2 separate regions of the Mus musculus genome follow, and region 2 is linked to region 1. The links are chromatin loops, found by intact Hi-C in ENCODE. Cell type or tissue: left cerebral cortex. All regions are shown on one strand. Each heading gives the region's core, and the rest is flanking DNA. Links, peaks and the distances in the headings are about the cores only. Region 1 overlaps Tnn (tenascin N). Region 2 has its middle 11 kb from the start of Mrps14.

Region 1 (5,382 bases), core at 149-5,148:
TAATCTTCTCTGCTAATAAAGAGCTTTCCCAACTCTTTCTCCTGGGGTGCTAATATTCTCACCCTTATTTCTTTGGCATGGCAATGCTAATGACATCGTGGGATGCCATCAGGGAGGACAAAGTATTGGGGTAATCTGCCCACTGGCTCTACCTCTCCAAAGCAGAAGCCAGCCCTCTTTTGTGTGTCCACACATCTCAAAAGTAAAGGAATAGATGAAATAACTGCCTATCCTCAGACCTCAAATGGAACTCTGTACCTAGCTAAGCACAAACATCATCTACTCTGGAAGACACTGAATAACCAGATTCGATTTTTTTTAAATTTTTGTATTTCCCAGTAGATGTTTTATTGGCTATTTAACTCTCTATGAACATCTGCTCCAAAAGAGAGCAGAGGGAAAATGGGCCCTTAATGTCTGGCTGTACCAGCAGAATTACAGGGACCACTGGTACATCCTCTTAATGAGAGCCTGGGATCCAAATCCATCAACTGTCCTTCTACTGCAGTTATATGAAATCCAGGCTCAGAGAAGATTCTGCAGAGCTTAGGTATGGAATAAAAGCCACCTCAGGCAGTCCTATCTCTTCACCCATCCCTGCTGGGCCAGACCCTTCCCAATACAACACAGTGTCCCTGTCCCTTGAATGGCTCCTTGAAAATGGGAAGCTTCCATAAATGCCCTGACCAGCCCATCAAGAGGGATATTATCCCCCCACAACCCCACCTTCCTGATTCTCTGAGATCATACCAAGCCAGAACTCCTTCATGGGGTCCCCAAAACCTTCTACATAACTCCGCCAACGCTTGAAGAAATCCAGCTGCCCAGTGTTCCGTCTCTGGAAGACCTGAAAAAGGAAATGAGTGCTTTGCTCTGCCATTGTACAGATACTATTGAGGGGCAGAGAAATGGTAGTTGTGTTTTCCAGGTGGCCCTGGGAGGCAAGGGGACACTATGGACCTGCACATAAACTGACCCTGCAATAATACATCTTAATTCTTTAAAAGCAATTTTTATTTATATCTCAGTATATTGAGTATACTGTCTATTACATTAATAAGAATTTTAGGTAAAATATATATTCCAGGTATGAAAATGTATAGTACCTAACAGGGAACACTTCCACCCTTAAGAAATTTTAATCCTAGAGCACAGAAAAACTTGGGAAAGCTGGTGATAAATTGCTAGTTGTTGGTTGTGTATGATAGAAGATTCCAGATCTTTACTGTCTGTGGCATATAACTGTCAACCATTCCAACTCATTTGGAGCATGACCTCTATATATGCTGTCTTTTATCTTCCACTTAAACAATTTGAAAGGAGGAATTATTTTTATTCTCAAGAATCCTAACAGAGCAAGTATTTAGTATTTGTGGAACAGCAGGAGCATCTCCTGTATAAGTAGAAAACACACAAGGTGATGGCCAAAATGAATAAAGCTGAAATGGTTCCTGTCTGAATGGAGCAAACATTCCAGTAAATAAGATAGACATGAGTTAAGTAATCCAACAAAGAAAAATTCAGTTAAACCAACAATAAGAGCTATGAAGAAAGATACAGTGGGACTGCACCTAAGCAAGAGCCAACAGGACTCTCCTGGGAAAATATCAGAAGCTTGCAGGGTTAGCAGGAGCATCAAGAAGAGAAAGGAAGGCTGCTAACCCTGATTCTGGGTGCTCGTCACGAAGGACTAGGAGAGGAGGCTGGAAAACAGGCAAAGGTCAGCCCTGGTGGGATTCAGTTTGGTTGAAGATGTTGGTCCATTGTAAAAAGCAATGGTAAGTTTGGAAGACTAAACAGGAAACAGAGTTTTCCCCAGATCCTTCTAGCTACAGTGTAGAGAATGCCTGTCCAGTGGCAGGAGTGGAAGACATGGTAACCAGTTTGAAGACCACTGTACTGTGCTGTTCACAGTGGATGGTGAGTTAGACAAGAAACTACCCTGAAGATAGACAGATGTCGGCAGAAGGAAACTTGACAGTCATGGTGACAAAGTGGGTCAACACTAAGAGTTCACATACACATGAGTTGATCGGTTGTTGGAATTCCAGTCCATGTTTTTAGGACTTGAGAAACTACCCCACCCCACCAGGGCTGTCCTGTTCTATAGAAGTTTTGATTGCAGCACTGGATAATTATTTACTCAGCTGTTCTTGCAGAAGGAAGATTCTGAGAGGGACATCTTTTGCAACTGTATCAAGCTCACTTGGGGACACTGTGTAAGTTGGGAGTTTGTTTGTTCTCCTTTCCTTTTAGCTGTGCTGGGAATCAAATGTAGGGTCTTGTGCATGCCAAGCAAGTACTCTACCACTGATTAACATCCCTGGTCCAGTATTAATTCTTTCTGAGGTTTCCTGGTGAAGCAGGGTTTCATGTAACCAGCAGAGGGGGGTAGGGTGCTGATGAGAGACCTAGGCTTGCTCTCTAAGTTGGAAGTGTATCTGGGAGAAATGGCAGGAGTTCACCAAGTCCTACTTCACTCTCCTTGTCCCAAGAACACAGGACGGTTTTCAACTTCTTTTGCAGGTAAGTAAAAAGCATGTGACTATTCCTAAGCTAAAGGCAGGAGGACCAGAGTAGGTGGGGTTCTCCACACTGTCTTCCATTGGCATGCACATTGGTAAATGCTACATGCTGCGATGGCCTAGCCACAAATCGGAAGCAACCTGAACTGCTGAGACAGCACTCAGAAGTGACTGCATGTGTATTCTTAGAGCATGGGAGTGGGAGAGTGGCTTGTCACTGTCATTGCTGTGGAATCATGCTGTCCTAATGAACACAAGGATCCAGTGAGATTCAAAGTGAAAGTACGGGGGTCGGAGGAAGGAAAGATGCTGCCATATACAAAGAAAGTCAGAACTGAAATCAATCCTTGGAGACCTCCAATACGCTCATAGGCATGGATGATCTCGTTAGGGAGAGAAGAAGCAGCTAGGGACAGAGAAAGGAAACTAAAAAACATTGTGTAATAACCGAGAAATAATGGTCAGTAGTCCCCAGTACTGATGAGGGGTGAAGGGATGTAAGATCAAAACTCCCTGGGATTTAGTGACATGAAAATCCCCAATTACTTCAGCAAGGGCTGGGTTAGAGAGAGGCAGGAAGCAGGCTGGGCTGGGCTGAGGAGTAAGAAAAATGAGAACTAGAGATTTGGTTCTGTTTCAGAAAGATGAGCTGCTTTGTATACGAAAAGATCTCTACTCGGGAAAAGAAGGCCACTTCCCCCTCAGAGTAAATCAGACTCCTTTATATGAGATAAACTCGAAAACTTTCCTAAACCCAAACACACCTGCACACAGTATTGAAAAGAGTAATGCTATTATTCCACTTGAACTTGAGACCAAACTAAAAGTCGTTGTGGCCCATTCAGTGATGATTAGCAACCACTTACCAAAGTCTAGAATTGTATGTCTACCTCTGTTTCCCCTGTACTGATCTAAAGGAAGAAGCCCCAACATGAAATTCTATTATCTATAGCCTTGAATTTGGTGAAGGAAACCTAATGGTTGTGGAATCTTTACATTTTTCTCTAAAAGTGACACGAGCTGAGGTCACACGTGGCCGCTCACCATTAACTCCCTTCAGCACCACTACAGCTCTGTGGCTGAGGAGGTGCTGAATAAAGACACCCATGGGAAGAGAATGTTCCAGGCTCCAAGTCAGCCACAGACACTTTCTGGCCTGGGGGATAGTGAGTCAGTCATTTTGGTTTCTGATCCCAGCCAGCTCACTGTAAAGCAGAGAGGAGTGGGGAAGAGAAGTCTGCCACAGCGTTTCTGGGAAGGCTAGATGGAACAGTACATGTCCTCCAAAAATGTCCCATAAATGGGCATAAACTGACAAGAAGAATTTAGGGAAAATCACAGCAAGTCATTGCACACAGAAGTAACACAGCTAATTAGCACGCTGTTCTTAGCTCCTTTTCTCCCTGTTGCCCACTTGTTAAAGCTTCCCCCGCTTGGATTGGGTGGGGTTTTTTTTTTTCCTGTTTGGTTGATTGGTTTTTTTTTTTCCTTCATTCTTCATTTATTTTGTGCTTAACATAGCAACCATTTACCGGACATCTAATGAATGTTGATTCTGAGGGAAAAAATAACAATGCCGTTTTACAGATGGCAAAGTCCAAGAAAATTAGCCATATCCACACAACCATTTGGTGGCTCAAACAAGGATGATACACAGTCCAGTGTTGGTCAGAAAGTTTGAGAGTCTAGCTCTCCCAGGTATATTTCCTCAGTAGTATTTCTGAACACTTGGGAGATTTGTTTCCTAGTAAGGAGCCTGTGTCAACCTGCTCTCGGATTTCTTCTTGTCTCACAGTGCAATCTAGGCTGGACATGGTGCTGACATTCCTTATGTGTCTATCCACTGTGTTAAGTAGCATCCTCAACCAAGGCTGGGATTGATTCTGAGCCTGCCTTTCTAATGAAATGTGCAATACCAATTTCTCTATCTCCAGTGAGCATGCTTGGGGCTTGGGGTTTTATTGTTTTGCTTAGTATTTTTAAAATGTCCCAGTATGTGCAGGCTGGTTTTGAACTCATACATAGCCAAGACCATCTTGAACTTCTAATCCCTGTGCCCCTGCCTCCCATGTGCTAACATTACAGTTGTGTAGCATCATGTCCAGTTTTCAGTGCTACCAGAGAACAATCTCAGTACTCTGAGTATGCTAGGCAAGCACTCTACCAACTGAGCTATGCCCACAGCCCAAGCTTCTCTGAACTGTCAGGTCAAAGTATAACTAGGCCCCATGACCTCAGAGCTTAGAGGAAGTCTTCAGTGAGGTCAGCAAGTCATACCATAGCAGAGTCTGGCACAAACAGATAACAATAAACTGTTATTATATCTTAATAATTGTTGATTTCCATTGTATTACGTCATATTTAAGTATACTGACCCACACAGATAATTTATACATCTTGATCAGATGGCTTTGATTGAGGCTTTTAATCAATTTTGAAAATTTAAATGCTCTACAATGAACTACTCAAAAAAATAGTAAAAGGAAATAAATCTATGTTGGGGTCTGTAATCCAGCACTGTCATCATCCTGGAGAAATTTCTCACTAAATCAGGAGGGGAAAATCAAACTTGCATTGAACTGTCTGTGGAAAGAGCCCCTGGTGCAGCCCTTACACTTCCAAGATGGAAAGATTTGAAACTTTTAAGTGTTCCCTGATGTTCTTTCCAGCCTCCTCCTGGCTGTCTGGGTAGCCTTGGGGGCAAAGTCCTTCTGCCTGTTCATCAAATTAGGTGCCTGCAGCCTGGACCAGAGAACAACTTTCATAAAAGGATTTTAAAAGCTTGATAGAAGCCTGGGTTATCTTTAAGAGTTAGAAGACTCTTGAACCAAATAAAAACCCCAAACAGTAAGTGAAA
Region 2 (5,382 bases), core at 163-5,162, 85 kb after region 1:
ATGTGCCCATGAGTCTGGCCCTGTCCTACACTGCCAACTTGAATACTGTGTTCGGTGGCCCTGTGGACACAACCAGAGAAGGTGGAAAGAATTCCAAAGCCTCGAGTCAAGAAAGCGTTGACTGTGTAGATGGAAAACAGGACTCAGAAAGAGAAACCTCTTTCATGCCTATTATCTGTAACCAATCAAAACAAATATGCAAGCTTCTCCTGGAAGCTCCCGGGAGGAAAGGGAACACTTCTCTGTCTCAGCTGGGCATGCTAAGTGGAAACTATCTTACCCATTACCATCACTTCAAAAGGTGCCAGTGTATAATGCTTTGACTTTATTTAGATATTAGCCATTATGAATAATATACCAATTAAAAGGCTTTTCCTACATTTGCTCCACTCAGAACTTTATTTTACCATGAGACCTGAAAAAACAAATTTTTCTTTTCTCTTTATAAAATTCAAAGCAAAAGTTCTACCCTGGGGGGAAAGCTTCAGACCCATACGCAGGATCAGACTGGCTAAAAACACATCTATGAAACAGTGCTCACACAGGACACACCCTGTATACCACACTCTCATCTTAACCTCCTCATCCTCTTGGTCAACAGAAACCAGTGTGAACTGAGCTGGTCTGAATGGAAAGCTTGGTTGAAAGAATGGCTTTGAGGGAAACCACCGGAGGGAAGAGCTAGGAAACGAAAGGCCCAGTGTGTTCGGAGGCATTTGGGAAAGTGATAGGAAGGTGGAGTTCTACTGTGGTCATGGATATTACACTGGGGCTTTGGATTTTATTTTGAGCAGCTACCTCCCCAAAACAAGCAGTGTTGTGACAGTACTGTCTCTGACAATAGAAGAAGGTAGGGGCTAATATTGGAGAAATAATGGGTCAACTAAAAATGGGAGAAAGGTCTGTATGGTGTCACACATCTGTAATGTCAGTACTCAGGGGACAGGAGGAGGAAGTTCACCACACGATTGATGTCCGTCTGGTCTACAAGGAGAGTTTGAGGCCAGTCAGGAGTACAAAGATCCTGTCTCAAAAATGAAAACAAAACCATAGAGAAGTACAAAGGCAAGGCTAAAAGAGAAGTTTCAAATCTAGTTAACTGTAGCACAGAGGAGAGGTGAAGTCTTTCTGAACTCAGGACCAAGAATAGGAACAAAAGATATGAAAGAGTCGCAGCACAATCAATGGGATGAGGGCCATCGTTTGGATGGGATATTCTAAATTCTCACCTACGTTTCCCTCTCCACTCCCCAAAGTGGGATCCAAAATAAAAGTTTGTTTGCAAGTAATTTGTGAAGAACAAAATAAGCGATGAGGACAGTGGGGGGCGGGGCGGGGGAGGGGAGAAAGAATGGAGAACCCATACCAAGATGACATTAGTATCAAGTTAGCCACTTCAGGTCACCATTGCTCAGCACCTATTTGAGGCCTTCCCAGGCGCCCCATACCCCATTTTATGGTATTTCCCCGGTGTCAGTTCACCAGACATGGGAAGCTGTGCATGACAAACAGGCTTCTGGCTCACAGGATATCCAAGCCAGCATCAGAGAAATCCACGGACAAGAATTGAGAGGTACCTGATGTAAAATATATGGTGCCTTTTAATACAAGTGAACTAAACTAGAAATTGCCTGCTTAGGTCTTGTCAGCCCAACAGCAGCTAGAGTAGGAGGTGAGACCGGAGAATTCACAGTGGTGGCTAGTACTGTAGGAAAGAAAAGAAGACAGCTATTGCTGTTCCTGGTGAGGCCATTTATCAATTCATAAGCAATTTGGAAGTGTTGAACTCTACTGCAGTTCATGTTGGGAATTCGAAGCCCTTTGTGGGATGCTAGGAGCCCCGCTGTTCTGACCTCTCCTGCTTTCTCTACCTTATTTAACTTTGTTAAAGCATCTCCCACTGCACACCCTTTACATGTTTATATCTGTTATTCTTTCTGAAGCCTGGAATGTTTTCCCTTAGAAACCTCTGGGCCTGATCCCTCATGTCCTCCAGATCTCCATTTAAATGTCAATGAAAGTCCTTCTCTTATTACATGATCTCACAGAGATTCCCACCACAATTCTCTTTCTTTCCTGCTTCATTCTCCAGAACACATCTCCACTTGACATGGATTTATTTGCGACTTGACTCCTCCCTAACCTCCCATTGAGTACAAGCATGAGCACACGCCTATCAAGAAAAGAAATTAAAGCCGCTGAGTTAGTTTTATGCACTATTCACACTGTTCTGGTAAGAACGAGATGCATAGGCAGTCACACATTATTAAATATGAATTGTATAATCTCAGTGATTCTGCATGCAATTAAAATGTTCATACTTTGCATTGTGAACTAGCATTGCATAATCTAGAAATGAGTGGTTCAATTCCTGCTAATGGCTTAAAATTGAATTTAATGATTTCATTTTTCTTTATTAAATAGCAAATAAAAATCTGTGACAAGTTGAGAGTCTGGGAAAGAAAGGAAAATGCTTCATGTTAACTTCCTCTGACAGTGCTTCCCTTGCAGTTTTTATTGAGCACAGGCCCCTACACAATATGTGGCCTCTTTTGCTGGTAAAGGCAGCAAATTAATCCCAGACATGAATCCTATCTAATGATAGACACGGTGTTATCATTTTATTTGGAATGCAGCTGGGGGGTGGGAGCGGGGACACAAACACAGGAGAGACCTAGAATCTGCCTAGAGATCCTGGCTGTTAGAGTTCTGATGTGGTCGTACTGCCATCCTGTGTCCAAAATGGCTCACAGCACTAAACTCCTGAAGGAGTCTCACAGGCATGTAAGCAAGAGGCAGCCTCCGGGATCACTGCCGCCATGCTAGTTAACCAATAGAATTATTATTTGGTGGGGTTTAAACAAAGGCAGATACATAACAAGAACAGTAGTTTCATCTATATACACCATTTTCAAGCTGAGAGCAGAAAAGAAGGGGAGAAGGAAAGAGGGGAGAGGGAGAGAGGGGGAGAGAGAGAGAGGGGGAGAGAGGGAGAGAGGGAGGGGGGAAAACTGTTGCATGCACCTTTCTGTTATCCTCTACGTGTTCTCCAATCCCACTTTCTTCCTGTTTGGAGTTTGTTCCTCTGTCCAAGAACTCTAGTTCTTATGAATGCAGACACACCCAGCTCTAGTGTGAAAGGCCATAGAAAAAGTCAGCCCTGCGAAGCTCTACAAGGGCAGATGGGGAACAGGAGAGCCAAGGATGCTGGTGACTTATCATGGTCACAGACATGGATTAAGAACAAACCACATAGACACTCTTAATTGGGACTAAGAGGCTGGTGCCAAGTTAGTTCCATTACTTCCTCGTTACAAAATTTAAAAAGGAAACAGTTCTTTAGTCCTCCCTAATCAGAGATAGTAAGGAAACCATCCATCCTGTACTGGAGTAAGTTATAAACCATAGAGACAGCAGAATGGACACAGCAGAGGAGCCAGAGAATGAAGACAAAAGAGAGGGTGGATAACTCTGCACTATAATAAATGTGAAGGAAGCAAACATTTGTTAAATTTAATCTCTTGATGCTTTGGGCATGGCACTGAAAGCCTTGTCCCTGGGGATAAACAAAGGATACTGATTGGTACCAGGAATGACCGTTTCCTTCACCACTGAAAAACACACTTTAAAAACATGGCGATGGGTGTGTGCTGGAGAGATGGCTCCAGAGGCCCAGGTTCGATTCCCAGCACTTACTATCCGTAATTCCAGTCCCTGGGTACCTGATTTGCTCTTCTGGCCTCCATGGGCACCAGGCACACAAGGTAGTGTGCACATAGACATAAATACAGGCAAAACACTCACACACAGAAAATACAAAATCAAATAATTAAAATATGTTATGTGGAAATGATAGTCATTAGATGATGAAAACCAGTTGTTTATAAATTAACCTCTGTATACACGTAAGTATTAAAGTAATATATGTAAATTATAGGGGATGTGGAAATTTTTAAATCATAAGATTGCCAGAAATATGCATGTGTGTGTGTGTGTGTGTGTGTGTGTGTGTGTGTGTGTGTGTGTGTGTGTATTTGAAGCCCATTAGACTTTTTAGGGGGAAGAGACTTTTGAGACAAGCTTTCTCTAAGCCTTGGCGGTCCTGGACTTGCTTTGTAAACCAGGTTGGCCATGAACTCAGAGTCTCAGCCTTTGCCTCCCCAGTACTGGGATTAAAGGCTTGCACCCCACACCCAGCCCTAGACTTTTTTTTAACAGATTTTTTTTCATTTTTTTCTTAGTTATTCACTTTATATCCATCTCACTTCCCCCCTCCCAGTGAGCCCCTCCCACAATACTTCCCCACTCCATCTCCTGTGAATGGGAGGTATCTCCTTGGGTACCTCCCCACCCTGGCACTTCAAGTCTCTTCGAGGCTAGGCCCTTCCTCTCCCACTGAGACCAGACAAGACAGCCCAGCTAGAAGAACATGTCCCACAAACAGGCAACAGTTTTTAAGATAGCCTCCCTCCAGATGTTCGGGACCCATATGAAGACCAAACTGTATATCTGCTACATATGTGTGGGAAAGCCTAGGTCCAGCCCTTGTATGCTCTTTGGTTGGTGGTTCAGTCTTTGAGAGCCCCAAGGGTCCAGGTGAGTTGACTCTGTTAGTCTTCCTGTGGAGCTCCTATTCCCCTAGGGGCTGCAACCCTTCCTCCCATTCTATAAGAGTTCCCTAGCTCCATCCACTGTTTGGCTGTGGGTGTCTGTATCTATCTGTCTGAGGTGGCTGCTGGGTGGAGCCTCTCAGAGTGCAGTCATGCTAGACTTCTCTCTACAAGGATAGCAGAGTATCATTAGTAGTGTCAGGGACTGATGTTTGTCTATTTGATTCCCAGAGTGGCTGTATAACTTTGCACTCCCACCAGCAACCCTTGCTCCACCTCCTCCCAGCACACACATTCACCTGAGGTTTTGATCTTAGTCATCCTAGACTTTTTTTTTTAAGAGTGTGTCTTTCTATGTAGCCAAGACTGACCTCACACTCATGATGATCCTCCTGCCTCAGCTTCTTAAGTGCTAGGAAGCAAGTATGAACTATTACACTCAACAAGCAACAGATTTTAAAACATTTTTATTATACTTATTCATTCTGTGGGGTGGGGTTGGAGTTCATGCATTCCACAGCGTACCTCTGTCAGGGGACACGTTGAAGAACCAGGTCCTCTCCTTCCACCGAGTGGGTCCTGAGGATCAAACTCAGGTCAGCGGACTTGGTGGGAAGTGCTTTTACCTGCTGAACAGTCCAGCCAGCCCCCACTGTCCTGTTTTTATTTTACTTTATTTCATTTTATTGTGCAGGTATTTTGCCTTCATACATGTCTGTACATCACATGCCTGTCCAGTGCCCATGGCAGCCAGAAGAGAGCTATCATGTAG

Evidence for each region. Peaks named below come from ENCODE experiments on the same cell type or tissue, not always from the same donor. Only the 100,000 strongest peaks of a DNase experiment are listed, where the experiment ranks them.
Region 2: a loop joins it to region 1, with 6 times the contacts of the local background. A loop is called at or near these places in 15 of 42 quality-filtered maps.

What each region holds. Positions count from the first base shown.
Region 1 is chr1:160,097,463-160,102,844 of GRCm38, forward strand. It overlaps Tnn (tenascin N), which reads right to left. Exons shown (of 22, transcript NM_177839.3): 19 at 751-847. Among named protein-coding and RNA genes, the nearest start is that of 4930562F07Rik, 22 kb to the left of the region's middle. In left cerebral cortex, for the core only: a CTCF peak has its summit at 2,381 (motif pointing right); DNase peaks (open chromatin) are centred at 2,430 and 3,774; H3K27ac peaks cover 434 bases.
Region 2 is chr1:160,181,984-160,187,365 of GRCm38, forward strand. No RefSeq gene overlaps it. Among named protein-coding and RNA genes, the nearest start is that of Mrps14, 11 kb to the right of the region's middle. In left cerebral cortex, for the core only: a CTCF peak has its summit at 2,733 (motif pointing left); DNase peaks (open chromatin) are centred at 1,673 and 2,717.